Regions from separate parts of the Homo sapiens genome. Here region 2 is linked to region 1. Evidence: chromatin loops called from intact Hi-C (ENCODE). Cell type or tissue: breast epithelium. All regions are shown on one strand.

Region 1 (8,000 bases):
TAGTGGCTTAAAACAACACATATTTATTACCTCACAGTTTCTGTGGGGCAGAAATCTGGGCACAACTTAGCTGAATCCTGTGCTTCAGTGGCTCTCACAGGTTGCAATACAAGTATCAGCTTAGGCTGGGATGGCACCTGAAGGCTCGACTGGGGAAGGATCTGCTTCCAAGCTCCTGCACTTGTTGGCAGGACTCAGTTCCTAGAGGGCTGATAGGCTGCAGGCCTCAGTTCTTGGCTGGTTCTTGGCTGGAGGCTGCTTCAGTTCCCTGCCACGGGAGTGTCTCCCACATAGCAACCTGCTTCACCAAAACCCAGAAGACAAGAAGGCAATATAAATAATCAGCCGGCAAGGCAGAAGTCACAGTCTTTTGTAACCAAATCATGGAAGTGACATCGTGTCACCTTGTTGAAGAAATAAGTTGCAGGTCCTGCTTACTCTGTCATCCCAGGAGGCTGGGATCTTTCAGGCCACCCCAGGCTTCCTCCCATTGGATAATTCATTACAGTGCTTAACACAGAAATTACCTGGCCTCCCACTACATCCCAGTCAGCCTCTCCCCACCCTGCCCTTCACCACTGCTCATTCTTCCCCTCAATCATTTACTCAGCAGGAGTTTGTTTGACACCTGCTCCGGGTCAGACCGTGGGTTGGACACTGGGAACAAGAAGACTCAGGCCCAAGGAGCCCCAGTCTATGGGGGAGGTAGGAATTCACAGTAATGTCATCCCCCAGGCCACTCAACCCTCCTCTGCCCACCGTGAATTCCACTCAGCCCCCTTGGCAGAATGCAGATGGACATGACACTCTGGCTCCCAGAGAACTAGATCATTCTGAGGCCCCCCTCCCCTCTCTCCCCACCTCTGCCTAAACTTTCTTTAAGAACCATAAAATAAAACTTGTTTATGCCAGGGCTTTGGTGCTGGGAATGCAGGCAGATGGCACCAACTTAGCAGCCTGGCAGACACAGAAGGTTCTGAACACAATCAGCTGGAATGGCCCAGATCTTCCCCCATCTCTGAGCCCAGTGTGGAGGCAGCCCTGGGAACCCTTCCCCGCTCCCCTCCTGACCAGACATCCTGTCAGCCAGAGGCTCAGAGAAAGGAAAGCAGGGGCCTCAGGAGGAGGCCCAGGGTGACAGGGCATCGTCCATCACCACCGCAGAGGGGCAGAGACAGGCTTGCTGTCCAGGGCCTTACACTCCCCTTTCACAGCGCAGGGCCAGTGCTGGGCAGGGGCTGCCCAGCCAGGGATGACTTGGCCCAGCCCCACTGCATCTAGGTGGGGCCACCGTTAACTCTGGCCAGTGGAATGTGGGTGGAAATGATGTGGACACCTCTGGCCGAGGTGGTTAAGCATCTGGACACCTGCTCCTCACTCACTTCTCCTTCCTTGATTCCCCTGGAGGCCATGCATGTTGATGATGTCATCCCAGATCAAGGAGTCTGGATCCCTGCATCACTACTCAGAAGAGCCACCCCCTGGAGGAAACGCCCCAGGCCAGCAGCAGCCACCTGGGCTTTGCCTGGGAGAGAAATCAACTCTTCCTGGGTGAAGCCACTGGGATGTGGGGGCTGTTTGTTATGCACTTCACCATCCTGACTGATACGGCCCAGCCCCACTCCTCATCCCTCCATCCAGCAGGTATTGATCAGGCTCCTCTATGTGCCAAACTCTGTGCTAAGGATGGGGACACACTGTGACTGAGACCCACAAGGTCCTTGCCACCACGAGGCTCTTGACTGCAGAAGCAGCCAAGCAAAATGAGCAAATGAACAACCAAATAATTCCATGCCGTGAAAAGGACCAGGAAGGAAAAGAGATGATGATGAAAAACCAATGCCAGATTTGGGGAAGTCCTGGTTGGCAGGAAGGAAACTTGAGAGGGAGGCTGGGAAGTGCCCCAGAGAAGGAGGGAGATGTAGGGCAGAGGAGGTTCCTGCAGAGAGGACAGAGGGGCAGGCCCCACCAGGCCTCGCCACTCCCAGCTTTATGCAAATTACTTCCCTCCACCCTTAGGATAATTGGGATAAGGGGCTGTTATTATCCCCATTTTACAGGGGAGGGAACTGTGACCCCAGAGAGGTGGGGTGATGGGGCCAAGTCACAGAGCCAGGAAGTGTGTTTGTCTTAGTTTTTGCTCTTTCCCATGTGGAGATGTGTCTGTGCGTGTCAAAGTCACCCTGGCAGTCGCTGGGTCCCTCTGGGGAGAAGCAGGCCTGGTTGTCCCTGCAGCCCTCCTGCAGGCCTCTGACAGCTCTGTCTCCCCCACCAGCTGGACCAGGGCTCCTCACACTTTAAAGTATGCACCCAGCACCTCAGGTGTGTGTTAAGTGCAGAGTCAGGCTCACCTGAGGTCCGGGGTGGGGCACAAGAGCCTACATCTCCCCACTGATGTGGATGCTGCTGTCACCTTCTGGGGCAGCAAGGACCTAGAATGGAGGGCAGCTTGGATTGAGCCCAGCTGGCCTGACCTTCTAGCCTGGCTTTCAACCTTCCAGTCTAGAGGACGGGCAGTCTAGATGACTTCCAGGAAGAGGATAGGACCCCACCCTAAAGATGGCCTGAGGCCAGGGAGGGTGTGGAGGAGAAGCAAGAAAGGAAGGGAGAGACTCCCACTGTCCGGGTCCTCTGGGTGTTTGAGTGACTCGTCCAAGGTCACATGCTGGATGGAGCAGCCACCCAAACCCAGCCTCAGATCAGGACCTCTGCTCTTTTGCCCAGGCAGAGGTACTGGAAAAAATTTCTCTCTGACCCATGGAATTGGGCTGGATGTGGCTCAGCATGAGGCAGGCCCCGGGAGAAATGTTTCATTCCAGAAAGCTCTTCTGAGAGCAAACTCTGAGTAGCTCTCAGATCTACCTGCAGTACTAAGTGATTTGTTCCTGATTGAGCAAAATGTCAGAGGTCACGATGTGACCATTTTTAATGTTCGAGTGTTTCTGCTTCCCTCACCTCTCACAACCTCCAAATTTGCGATTTTCTTCTCTGTCTCCTTCCCTCATGCTACGCCTAGGAAGCAAGGCCCCTCTCTTTCTTTCCTTCTCCCTTTTCTCTCTCTCTAACTCTTCTTTCCTTCCTTCCCTTCTTTCTTCCATCCAGTATTTTAGATTCTGCTTTGTGACCTGCAGTGTTCTAGACCCCAACAAGCCACAGTCCCTGAGATGCACAGAGCTCTACACTGTTCTCCTGGAACCTGCAGTCCCTGGGGAAGACAGAGGAGGTGATTAAGGTGGGACCCTGGCCTGCCCAAGACTGGCTCTCTCACAGGACCCTGGGAGTGGACAGTGGCACATAAATCAGCAGTGACAATCCAGACTCCCTCCTTCCCTCCCAGCCAGGATGCAGCAAAAACACAAAGTGTGTGGGCAGGAGAGGAAAGGGGCACTAACTCTGCATATCAGGGAGGGCTTCCTGGAGGAGACATTTGAACTGACTGTTAAAGAATAAATGGGCATGACCAGTAGAAGACAATGCCAGGGCAGAATATGTCAAGAGGATTCTCTTCCAAGGTTGTTTACTGAGTGGATGAATGGATAAATGGGAGAATGAATGAATGAATGAGTTTAATCCAGACTCACCTTTTGCCAACAGAGCTGGGCCTAATGTCCAAGCTCTGACACTTGCTCAGGTGGCCCTCTGCCCCTCTGGGAGAGGAAGGCCCTTCTCCTCCAGCTGCCAGAGTCCTCCCTAGGGCTTCAGGGTCTCCCTTAACCCCAGGAGTCTCCTGCTCAGGATCCTGGAAGCTCGAGGTTCTCCCAGCCCTGGATTTCTCTGTCTGTAGTTTGCTCACAGCTTTCAAGAAGCAGCAGAGCCATGGAGAAGAGCACAGACCTGGGCACAAAACTCACCCATGCCCCCTTGGTAGCTGTGTGGTCTTGAGCAAGCCACTGCATCTCTCTGATCTTCAGTGCTCTCGTCTGGAGAGTAGCTTGATTATAATGATGCCTACCCCAGTAGCCTACCCATCTTTGCATATGACTTCCGCTATGAAGAGGTGGCGTTTCTTTACTACTGCCTCAGTATGCACGGTCCTGTGACTTGCTTTGGCCAATAGACTATGTTGCATGTGTAGGTGTCGATTTGAAGCCTGTACCTCAAGGGACTCCCCCATTTGGAAATTTGACATCTCTGTTTAAACAACCTGAGGCCATCTTGCTGGATAATCAAAGACTACACAAGGCCCTCAGATAGGAGAGAAAGCCAGGCAACATCAGCAAAGCCAACACACAGATGAGGTAATAGCTGACTTCAGAAGACGGAGAGTGCTTGACCAATGCAGCAGAATTGTCCAGCCCACTCAAAGAGTTGGGAACTCAATCAGTACCCATTGATTGAAGCTACTCATTCTCATGGTTGCAGCACACCATCACAGTGGCAACATATAACTGGAATATGCTCCAAAGTGTTATTGTGAAAATGAAGTAAATCAGTAGATAGAAGGGCTTAGAGCCTGTGCCTGGTACCCAGGAGGCTCTAAATGGGTATTGCTAGGGTTATTGCTTCAGCAGTGCCTGCCGTCAGGTGGAGCTTGTCCTTGTCATCAAAGTAAAGGTCGGGATGAATGGCTTCCTCCATGCTCATGATGGGGCTCCCACATGTCATCACCAGCCTGGACACCAGGACATTGTTACTTAGTAGCTCTTTGGGAAATGTCTTCACCTCTCTGATGTTGTATTTGCTCATTTGCAAAGTGGGGAAGGGGAAGCTAACATTGCAGAGTTCCTGGGAGCCTCCTGTTGTGCAATCAGCCAAGTTGAGCCCACTCAGGTTCCTGCTCTGGGAAATATTGACCCACGATGCAAAATGAATTGTTGTGGGAGCCCACCTTGAAGGGCACCATCCAGGGGGTTGCACAGGGAAGGAGGGGGAGACAGGCTTGGGTGACTCTCAGTCCTGGAGGGCCTGACTCTGTCCTGTGTCCTTTCCTCAAGTCCCCTTGATTTATTTGGGGTGATTGGTTCATATCCAAACATCCCTGGCTGGTCTTTTCTCTCTCATCCAATAAGAGCTGATTATCACAGCAGCCCAGACATTTCTCAGTGAGCTGGCCCTTCCTGAAACATCAGGGAAATATCTGCTTCCCCTTGTAAGATCCTTGCGGACAATGACTTTGTTGTTCTTATTTATCCTGTCACTCCCTCACTGAATACGGGATCAAGCATACAGTTGGTGCTCAATAATGACGTGTCAAATAGCTAAATGAACGCCCCACAGATGCCGACACTCATCATTCCCGTCCCCTCTTTCCCGGAAGCTGTCCTTCTCCCTCTAGGATGAGCCACAATGCTCCTACCTTCAGATCACACTGTCCAACACTGTCTCCATCTTGGTCCACTGTGCTGTGGCTTAAGGGTTGATTTGGAAACACAGATCTGATCACATCAACCTTGCTTCCTCTTTGCCCTCCACTGTCTCCTTGCTGTTGGGATGAAGACTCAAATCCTTAAAGTGGCATTTGAGACCCTTGCACAGTCTTGGGTCCTGCTCTTTCTGCAGGCTCCCACCCACTCCCTGCCTTTTAGCCACACAGGCCTTGAACTTCTTTGTGGTTGCCAAGAGCCCTCCAGCCGCTGGGCCTTTTCATGTGCTATTGCCTGGTCTGAACACTCTCTCTGAGCTCCAAGCTCACCTGATAACTCTGCTTCGTTGTTCAGATGGCAGCCGAGGGGATCACATCCTCAGGGATGCCCTCCTGGCCTGCCTTGAAATCCCCTCTTCAAGTGCTCTCACGCATGCTGAGCCTCTCCTTTGGAGCACCTATCATTTTACGCTGCTTCGTGTGATTCTAGATTAGATTAGTCTCTGTCTCCTCTAGACTGAGCTCCAGGAGGGACCGTGGCAGTTTTGCTTACTGTTGATTCCCCTAACACAGTGGTTGTCCCATAGTAGGTGGTCAACACATGTGTTACATACAGAATGGTGGCACTGCAGGTTTCAGAGTCCCTCCCAGGGTGGGGACTATGACTCAGGCGGATGGCTGGTACTAGGGTCAGGCAAGCGAGGTGCCTAGGCCACAATATTTAGGGAGGCATTCGGCCATCTCCAAATCGCTGGTGCCAACCTCAGGGTCTGCGTTTCATTGGCATTACCAAATGCCAGCCAAAGGGAGTGAGGGGAGACAAGAGGGAAAAGACTCGAGGTTTCAAAGAATTGCCGGCTCAGCTTCCTGGGCCTACATCTGGAAAGCTGATCTGTGCAGAGGACGGATGCCTCTCCCACGCACACAGGCATCTGGCTCCCAAAATAGTCTTAAGAATACCCCTCTGCAGCTGAGCTGATGTGTATTTTCATACCCGCCTGATGTTGTTTTGCTTCTGCAGGCTCATTACAGGAACAGGAAAGAGAAATGGACTAATTGTCCCAATTGTGGACATAATGGGGGGATTCTTACCTTTGCAAGCTGCGGCTCACATGGGGAATTTGCAATGGAAATCTCAGGGCCCTTTGGTTACACAGTTCTCAGCTGATGAGGCGCTTTGCAGCAATTGTCTGTGTGGCTGGTGGGGCTGACTGGCTGATGGAATGTGGTCTAATGGCCTCATCAGAGGCTCTTGTGAGACCACAGTCCCCCTTACGGAAGACGGGCAAGGGTGCCGCTCCCATTCCAGCACACCTGGGCCGGGAACCAAGTGAACAGGAGGTTCCCAGCAGCTCCTGCTCTACCCGACACACCACCCCCTACCTGGGAGCTGCCTCCCATCCTGCCTGGATGCAGCTCCACCTGCTCTGAGGAGAGGGTCTTGGGGAGCCTGTTCCAGGAAGACCTTGACCCTCCTGGTGGAGAAATCCAGGCCTGAGTCCTAAAGATTTGGGGGCAGCAAACTGTGGGCTGTGCCTCCCTCCCTGCATGCTATTCCTCTCCAGTGTGTTCTTCAGGACCCAGATTGGGCTCCCCCTCCTTCAGGAAGCCCTCCCTGATGCCTCCAGCCCATGCTGGCCTCTTCCTTTCGTAACTCCTGACCCAAGCTCTGCAGGGCAGTGTAGGGCTAGGGAGGAGCATGGACCTTAGTGGCAGAGGCTGGGGTTTGAGCTTCCTCTGGCCTACCAGAATGTTTGATCTTGGGCAAATCGTTTGACTTCTCTGAGACTCCATTTCCTCCAGATAGAATGATGTATTTGAATTCACTCGTTCATACAAGCATGCACGCATGCATTCTGTGGTAACGGAAATTAAGGCAGAGTTTAGTTAAGGCACAGTGGGAATGTGAGGAATGATGTTCTGGCTCAGCTCCCCTCCAAGGACACCTGCCCTCGGTGTCCTCAGCAGAGTGGCCACCCTTCTGGGCATCCTGGGGCCCACCTGATGACACATGTTCAGGAAGCTGGATCCCTGGAAGAATGTGGGGATTCTGGGATCTCTGCTCCCCTGGGGAGATACCAGGCAGTCCCCTCTTGACCTCCTCCTGAGAGCCCAGGATGCAGTGGATGGAGCACTGGCCTGGGAGTCACAGGGCTCTGGCTTCAGACCATGCTTTTCCCCACTGCAGCCCCCCAGGCGGGCCACCGGCCACCTGTAAGTCCCTGTGTCTGTGCCTCTACAGTGGGGCTAATAACACTTGGGTACTGGCTATGGATTTACGATGTGCCAGTCACAAAGTTGAATTCTTATCCCAGTGACTCCTCACCACGGTCCTGTGAGCTGGGTCACTCCGCAGATGAGAAACCCCAGCTCCAAGGAGGAGACATGGTTTGCCCAAGACCACACAGCTGGTAAATGGCAGAGTATCAAAATCTCACATGTACTCCGTAAATACGTACAAATATTATGAATCAATAGAAAATTTAGGACAAAGAGCCAGGATTTCAGTGCCGCCTCCTCCAATGGGCTCATCCATTCTGTGTGGACACATTGTGTAAACCTCGGTGGACATGTGTGGAGTTACTGTTACTGTCCTTCCACGCCAGTGTCCACTGGCCAGGGGAACAGGGTCCCAGTCCTCATCTCTGCAGCTCTGAGCCCATTTCCGATATCTCCTGGGGTTGGTGTTTCTGCACAG
Region 2 (8,000 bases), 740 kb after region 1:
GGGGTCCCTGGGCCAAGAGGGGGTCCCTTTAGTTGATTGTGGGCTTGGGATTTTATTTTTAGTTTACAGTCTCTTGCAGCCCTGTGCCTCCATGTAAGAGCTCCATCTATCACGATGCTATCATCTGGTGAGGAAGCTAAAGGCATGCAGAAGGTTCTGGAGGAGATGCCATCTGAAGAAAGAGCCAAGAAGCACTAAAATGCCAAACAGTGAAGATGTCATCTTGGAAGGGACCCTCCAGCCCCAATATTGCTCCTGGCTGACACCAAGTGGCCCAGCTGAGCCCTTCTCAAATTCCTGGCCCACAACATGATGAACAAAATAAAATGGTTGTTTTAAGCCACTGAATTTTACAGTAGTTTGTTATGCAGCAATAAATAACTACAACAGAATTATCTTCCCCACCCTATTTACTCAAGCAGGGGTCAGCTCCTTCCCAGCCTTTGGGTTCTTGGCTCCAAATCACCTCCTCCAGGAAGCCCACCTTGACCTCCAGGTGAGGTCAGACCCTGGATCCTATGTGCTCATCACACCCCATACGCTTCATTACCACGTGTGGTCATCTGCATGTCTTGCGGGTACTTGAATTGTCTCTGTCTCCCCTACTAGACTGAACCCTCTGCTGCACTGCCACCCTTGGCACAAACGAGGGCTCAGTGAGTAATTGCTACGTGAGTGAGCACGTCTGTCCCAGCCCTAGGCACTGGGCAGGGGCAGAAAGGCAACCCCAGCTAGGCATCTACAGCACAAGCTCTGATTCCCTCCGAACTACAGGTTGGAGTCCAGGGCCTTGGTCACTCTGCCAGCCCTGGCAGGCGTTGTCTCCAGCTTTCTACCTCTGAGGAGCCCCTGTGGTGGCCCCCCCTGGAGAGAGGGACTGGGAATACCTGGGGTGTGGGAAAGGGGGTCTGGGCTAAAGAGGGAGGCACCAGCATCAACCTCCTGCTGCCCCCATGACCCCAACCCACTGTCTGATGTTCCCGCAGCCTGTCCTCTGCACCTGCCTCCAGGACACCTCCTTGGCTCCTTCCTTGACCTCCAGCAATTCCTCCATCCAGCATCCTCCTGTGGGCCTTTGTCCACTTGGGGGAAGCTTTTGAACCCTGGCTCATCCATCTCTTCATTGCACTCCCTGCATCATGCACTGGGCTTCCAGTTCTATAGCAATGAACTCATTTAATCTTTACAACAGCTCCATCTTACTAATGAGGAAACTGAGGTCAGACAGGTTAGGTGACTTGCCCAAGGTCACACAGGAAGTGGAAGAAGCAGGCTCCAGGCTCCCACTCTGTTTCTCTGGCTCAGAGTCCAGTGTTTTTCCCGCTGCCCCGGATGAGATGACTCAGAGTCCCCCTTGGATTTGCAACATGTTCCTTCCTTCCTGATGCCCAGCTGAGAGCTGCCTGCCTGCCCGAAAGCTGATTCCCCCTTCCTTGGAACTCAAGGCCCTCCCATCTGAGTCTCCCAGATTTCCATGTTGGTACCAGCAGCAAATATGGGGTGGGAGGAGCAAGCGAGTAAGAGAGGGAGAGAGATTCCATCGATTCATTGAGAAACAGAGAAGAGACATCAAGAAAGCCTTTAGCACACAAAGACACCAAGTGCACCCTCCACACACACTCACAAGGAAGGAAAGAGAGAAACACACACAGTGCGAGGTGGGGGCATGGAGATGAGATCATACATATGAAGAGGTAGGAGAGGGGGAAAGGAAGAGAAAAAACAGATTCACACTAGGAAGTAAAAACACAGAATAAGAAATGCCTAGCGGGAGATAAAGATAGAAAAATCAGATACACGAATATACAAAGGCAGTTACAGACAAATCCACGAAGAGAGAGCCGTTGTGAGAGGATATAAATGAGAAAGAGGCACAATCTCAGAGAGAGAGGGGGACGCTCACAGGACACACTCTCAGGCAGAGGCGGAGGGAGACAAGAGAGAGAAACATGTCACAACAGACGCAGGCAGAGGAATGGAGGAACGAGCTGGGGAAGATGGAAAAGGCCACAGTGAGACTGAAGAGATGGGGGAGAGAATAATAAGCACAGAGAAAGAGCGATGGGGAGAGGCAGCAGAGAAGCCACAGATGCCGGAGCATCAGGGCTGGGAGTTCGCACCTTCCCCTCCCCACCTCCCGCTCCGCTCCACTCCACCACCTCCTGCCTCTGCTCACAGCAGCCTGAAATGTAAGCCCTGAGTGGAGAAGTTAATTCTCCCAAGTCCAGCCGCCAAGACGCACTCTGCAGTCCACCCGCATGCCCTTAGCGACACAGAGGCGGAGGGGGATGCATCTGCACCTAGCACAGGTTTCTTCTCCTCTTGTCTGAGCTTTGGAACTGCTGAAAGGAGAGAGACCTGCCCAGCATTTGATCATCAAACCCATGCCCAGAGCCGCATGGTTATACCTGCTAATTTCTGAGCCACAGGCAGCTGGAGGCGGGTACAACCCACCAGCCCCTCAACAAGCACCCATAGGGTGCCCACCAGGGACAAGATGCAGCCCCTGCACTAGGGACCCCCCACGTGGGAGGCAGACAGTCCTAGGTCCAAATGTCCCTTACTGGTCCCTACCTGTGATGACTCACCTGATCTCCCTAAGCCTCCACGTCCACCTCTGTGAAATGGTATCATCATGTCTACCTCACAGGTTGCTGGGAAAAATCAAAAGTGGATCCTGGTGAAGCACATTACACAAAATCTGGCATATAGTAGGTGTTCAATAAACATTGGCTTTCTCTAATTGGGAGAGCCTGGGAAATACAGAGATAACAGCAGAAAATGAAGGGTAGCCACAAGACTATTCAGTCCTTCTAGTTGAGTCACGGGAGACTTTGATGGCTTTTGAACCAGGCCTTAGAATGTAGGGAATATTTAAAAGTGAGAGATGGAGATGGGAAAGGGGGGAGCTCTCTTGGCAGACGAATTGGCATGCGCAAAGGCGGGGAGGTAGGGATGGTCTCCAGAGTAGAGACCTGCCTGGTTTAGTTAGAGTGGAAGATGTGTGGACATGGGAGGGATCATCTAATACAATATTCACATTTCATGGATGGAGAAACTGAGGCCTAGAAATGTTAAGTGACTTGTTCAAACCTACACATCTAGCAAGTGTCTGATCCATCTCTTGAATCCAGAACTCAGTGACTCAGGGATTCTCCCCTTTGCCAAGCTGGAAGTCAGCCCCTTGCAGGCGAAAGCGGAGACCCAGACTGAAGGCATCTTGGGTCTTCAGAAGTTTGGTGTTTTTCTAACAGCTGAAGTCCCAGAAACTAAGCCTCAGGCGGGAACATAAGTGGCAGATCCTGACTGCAAATGTCAATGTCTGCCAAGCCTAAGCTTTGACTGTAGATGCCACTGAGGTAGGGCAAGGAAACCCTATCAGGCCTGGGGGTTCAAAGGTGGGGCTCCACTTCTGAGTAGGAAATCCTTCAGTAGACATGTGTGAGGTCCCGGAAAATGTCCCATGAGCCTCTGGGAGTTTTCTGGCCTCGGGTAAGAGTTGGGGTTATTAATCCATGATTTATGAATGAGAGGGTACGATTCAGGGAGGTCAAAACCCCTGAAATTTAATCAAATTTAATATTACGAATATATTATATATAATTCCTAATTATATAACTCTAATTATATTCCCATATACCTTCGAAGGAGGGTAGGTGCTCATAAATGAGGCCCTTCATTCTTCCGGCCACTTGGACACACACTCGAGGAGTCGGAGCAGAGAGCTGGAGCTCCCAAAGGCCACCAATGAAGGAGAGCAGGGACAAAGAGCAGTGATGGGGGAGAATACCACCATTATTATAAATCAAGTCACAGAGTGTGAATTGGCAGTGACATGAGTCAATAATCCTAGATCTGGGCCAGGTGCAGTGGCTTATGCCTGTAATTCCAGTACATTGGGAGGCCAAGGTGGGAGGATTGCTTGAGTCCAGGAATTTGAGACCAGACTGGACAACACAGTGAGACCCCGTCTCTACAAAAATGTTAAAAAAAAAAAAAAAAAAAACGAGCCAGGTGTAGTGTCGTGCACCTGTGGCCCCAGTTACTCAGGAAGCTGAGGTGGTAAGATTGCTTGAGCCCGGGAGGTCGAGGTTGCAGTGAACCATGATCATGCCACTGCACTCCAGCCTGGGTGATAGGGCAAGACCCCATCTAAAAAATAATAATAATAATAATTCCTAGAGCTGAGGTAGGAAAAGAAACCCCAAGAAGGTAGCCTAAATTTTTTTTTTTTTGAGATGGAGTCTCATTCTTGTTGCCCAGGCTAGAGAGCAATGGCACAATCTCAACTCACTGCAAATTCCACCTCCCAGGCTCAAGCAATTCTCCTGCCTCACCCTTTCTAGTAGCTGGGATTACAGGCGTGAGCGACCATGCCCAGCTGAAGGTAGCCTAAATTTTATGATTATATGGAAGTGCACATTTTCCTAAGGAGAAGATCCATAGTTTTCACCAGATTCTCAGAGAGATCAGTATTAATCAGGGTAGGCTAGTGTTATGCTATAGTAACAAACAGCCCCAAATCTCACTGGCTAGGAGTTTCTCTCTATTTCTTTATCTCTCACAAACTGCACTGAAAATCAGGTGATTCTCCAACGCTGCTGTCTTCCATGTGTTAACCCAGTTATCCGGGTTGCTTTGATCTTATGTCCCAACTGTGTCAACATGCTGCCTCCATGATCTCTAACAAAGAATAAGGGAAAGCTGGAAGATCCTGCAGGGGCTTTTCACTGCTTCAGCTCAGAAGTTTCACATGTCAAGTCTACTCACTGTCCATTAGTCAGAACTAGTCATAATGTCTGCCTAACCACAAGGGAAGCTGGAAAGTATAGGCTGCCATGTACCCAGGAAGGAGAGGAGAGCTGGATATTGATGAACACTGGATATGACTGGGACCTCCTCTCCTTAAAAAAATAAGTTAGGAACACTAAGGTTAGAGTAGTGAGTCCCAAAGTCTGAATCATAGACTACCTTAATCTACATTATTCTGAAAGCTTTGGGGAAAGGCACACTCCCAGGCCACCAGCTTGGAGAGTTATATTCTGTGGTCCAGGAATCTGTGTTTTTGACAAGTCTCACAGACAAGTGTGCAGAACAAGTTTGGCAACCCGTAGAGTAGAAGGTCCTCTGGTCACAGGGCTAGGAGTTGCCTCAGAGAGCATCCTGGGTTGGAATCTTTTAAAAAAACTTCCAGGCTTCTGGTTCCAAAATGGTGGTGTCGTAGCAAGCTGGCTTCACTCCCCCTCCATAGAAAACCAGAAAGAACTAGACAGCACTGAGATGATCGCCAGCAATATCCCAGAATTCACATATAAAGAGGAGACAGTTCCCAGGGCCATGAGAAGCAAAAAAACTCTGAGTAGATGCTAAGAGAATTGGACTTCCATATCCATAACACCCCTCTCCCAAACTGCCCAGCACCAAGTGCATGGAAAATTTCCCCAAGACTCACATTTTCTACACCAGAAAAAGTGAGATTGAAGTAAACAACCAACTTCCCCACCATCTTTGGTTTCCTGGCAGAAGATGTGTCCCTGCCTCAATCCATGAGAAGTCTCAGGAATGCCTGAAGGGAGAAATATCCCTGCAAACAGTCAGAGACAAAGAGGGGAGGCAGGACTACCATCCCCAATTCTGGAAACTCTGCTTAGTAACTCGGCCAAAGGAAACACCAAATCAGAGTGGCCATTAAGCAGCACCATGCTGTAGGAGGTTCATTCCACAGATTCCCAGGGCATGAACCCCTAGCCAGGCTTCCTGCACTACTCGGGTATTCCCCTTTGGGACCTTTCCCCAGTCAGTAAACGCAGCGCTCTAGTTGCTTATTTAGAACCAAGGCAAGCATGTGCTTAAGGCGCCATCTAGTGTCAAAAAGAGGCAGCAACAGAATGGGGAAAAAACAAAGAAAATCAACAGGTAAATTACAAACTCTCTGAGCAAGAGTATCTAATAAAAACCAAAACAAGCCAGCCAGAAAAGACTACAAAAAATAACTAATCCTTCAACGAAAAGACATAGACATATATCCGCAATAAACAAAAGCAAAACAGGGAACCATGACCTATTCAAACACAAAAAGCAAGGAACCAGTAACTAACCCTAATAAGACAGTGATATGTGAACACTCTGACCAAGAATTCAAAATAGCAGTTTTTTAAAAACTCAGTGATCTCCAACATAACACAGAAAAGCAATTCTAAAATTTATCACAGGAATTTAACAAAAAGATTGAAATTTTTTAAAAATCAAACAGAAACCTTGGAACTGAGAAATACATGTACTCAACTGAAAAACTCATTAGACGTTCTCAACAGCAGAATGGATTAAGGAGAGGAAAAAAAATCAGTTAGCTTGAAGACATGCTGTTTAAAAATAATCCACAGTCAGAGGGGAAAAAAAGAATGAAAAGGAATGAAGATCATCTACAAGACATGGAAAATTACCTCAAAAGACCAAATCTAAAAATGATTGGTGTTCAAGGAAGGGAGTTGAGCAAGAGCAAGAAGTATAAAGCTTATTCAAATAAACAATAACAGAAAACTTTCCAAAACTTGAGAAATATATAAATATCCAGCTCCAGGAAAGTCAGAGAACACTATGTAGATTCAACCCAAATAAGACTACCTCAAGACATATTAATCAAATTCTCAAAGGTCAAGGACAAAGAGAGGGTCCTAAAAGCAGCAAGAGAAAAGAAGCAAATAACATATAAAGGAGCTCCAATTTGTCTGACAACAGACTTCTCAATGGAAACCATACAGGCCAGGAGGGAATGGGGTGACATTTTCAAAGTTCTGAAAGAAAAAAAAAAAAAACTGCCATCTAAGAATACAGTATCCAGCAAAGTTATCTTTCAAATATGAAGGAGAGATAAAGATTATTCCAGACAAACAAAAGCTGAAGGAATTCACCACCACCAGACCCATTTTACAAGAATTGCTAACAGGAGTTCTTCAATCTGAAAGAAATAAAAATAACATTCAAATAGAAAACACTTGAAATATAAAACCAACTGGTAAAATTAACTCCACAGAAACCCAAAATACTCTAATACTGTAATTGTGGTGGAAATGAATTGTGAAATCCACTCCTAACTCTACTGTGAATCCCAAAAGATAAATCCTATCAAAAATAATAATAGCTACAGCAACCTGTTGAGATATTCACAATATAAAAGTATGTAAATTTGGACAACATAACATCAAAATTCGGGGTGGAGTTGAAATGTAGAGGTTTTTTCCCATTTGTTCTTTTTTTTCTGTCCTTTCCTTTGTGATCTAAGATAAGTTGTCATCTCTTCAAAATAATTTGTCATATCTATTAGATGTTTTTATAAGCCTCATGGTAACCACAAAGCAAAAAATAAATTAAAACATACTACCAAAGAAATAATTTCATCACAATGTGAGTCAACAAGAAAGAAAAAGATATATAAAACAACCGAAAAAAAAACAAGCAACAAGATGGCAGCAGTAAGTCCTTACTTATCAATAATACTGAATGTAAATGAATTCAATTCTCTAATTAAAAGGCATACGGTGGCTGAATGGATAAAGAAAAAAGACCTAAGTTTGTGCTGCCTTAAAAAACATCCACTTCAGACTGGGCACAGTGGCTCATGCCTGTAATCCCAGCACTTTGGGAGGCCAAGGTGGGTGGATCACCTGAGGTCAGGAGTTTGAGATCAGCCTGGCCAACATGGTGAAACCCCGTTTCCACTAAAAATACAAAAAATTAGCCAGGCGTGGTGGCACACACTTGTAATCCCACCTACTCGGGAGGCTGAGGCAAGAGAATTGCTTGAACCAGGGAGGTGAAGGTTGCAGTGAGCCGAGATCACACCACTGCACTCCAGCCTGGGTGACAGAGTGAGACTCTCTCTCAGAAAAAAATAAATTAAAAAATCGACTTCACCTATAAGGACACACATAGACTGAAAATGAAAGGGTGGAAAAAGATATTCCATCCCACTGGAAACCAAAAAAGAGCAGGAGTAACTA

The links. Peaks named below come from ENCODE experiments on the same cell type or tissue, not always from the same donor. Only the 100,000 strongest peaks of a DNase experiment are listed, where the experiment ranks them.
Region 2: a loop joins it to region 1, with 9 times the contacts of the local background. A loop is called at or near these places in 4 of 110 quality-filtered maps.

What each region holds. Positions count from the first base shown.
Region 1 is chr1:30,118,647-30,126,646 of GRCh38, reverse strand. No RefSeq gene overlaps it. Among named protein-coding and RNA genes, the nearest start is that of LINC01648, 85 kb to the right of the region's middle. In breast epithelium, no CTCF peak of the experiment used is centred here; no DNase peak of the experiment used is centred here.
Region 2 is chr1:29,377,530-29,385,529 of GRCh38, reverse strand. No RefSeq gene overlaps it. Among named protein-coding and RNA genes, the nearest start is that of LINC01756, 31 kb to the right of the region's middle. RefSeq lists an enhancer at 5,699-5,993. In breast epithelium, no CTCF peak of the experiment used is centred here; no DNase peak of the experiment used is centred here.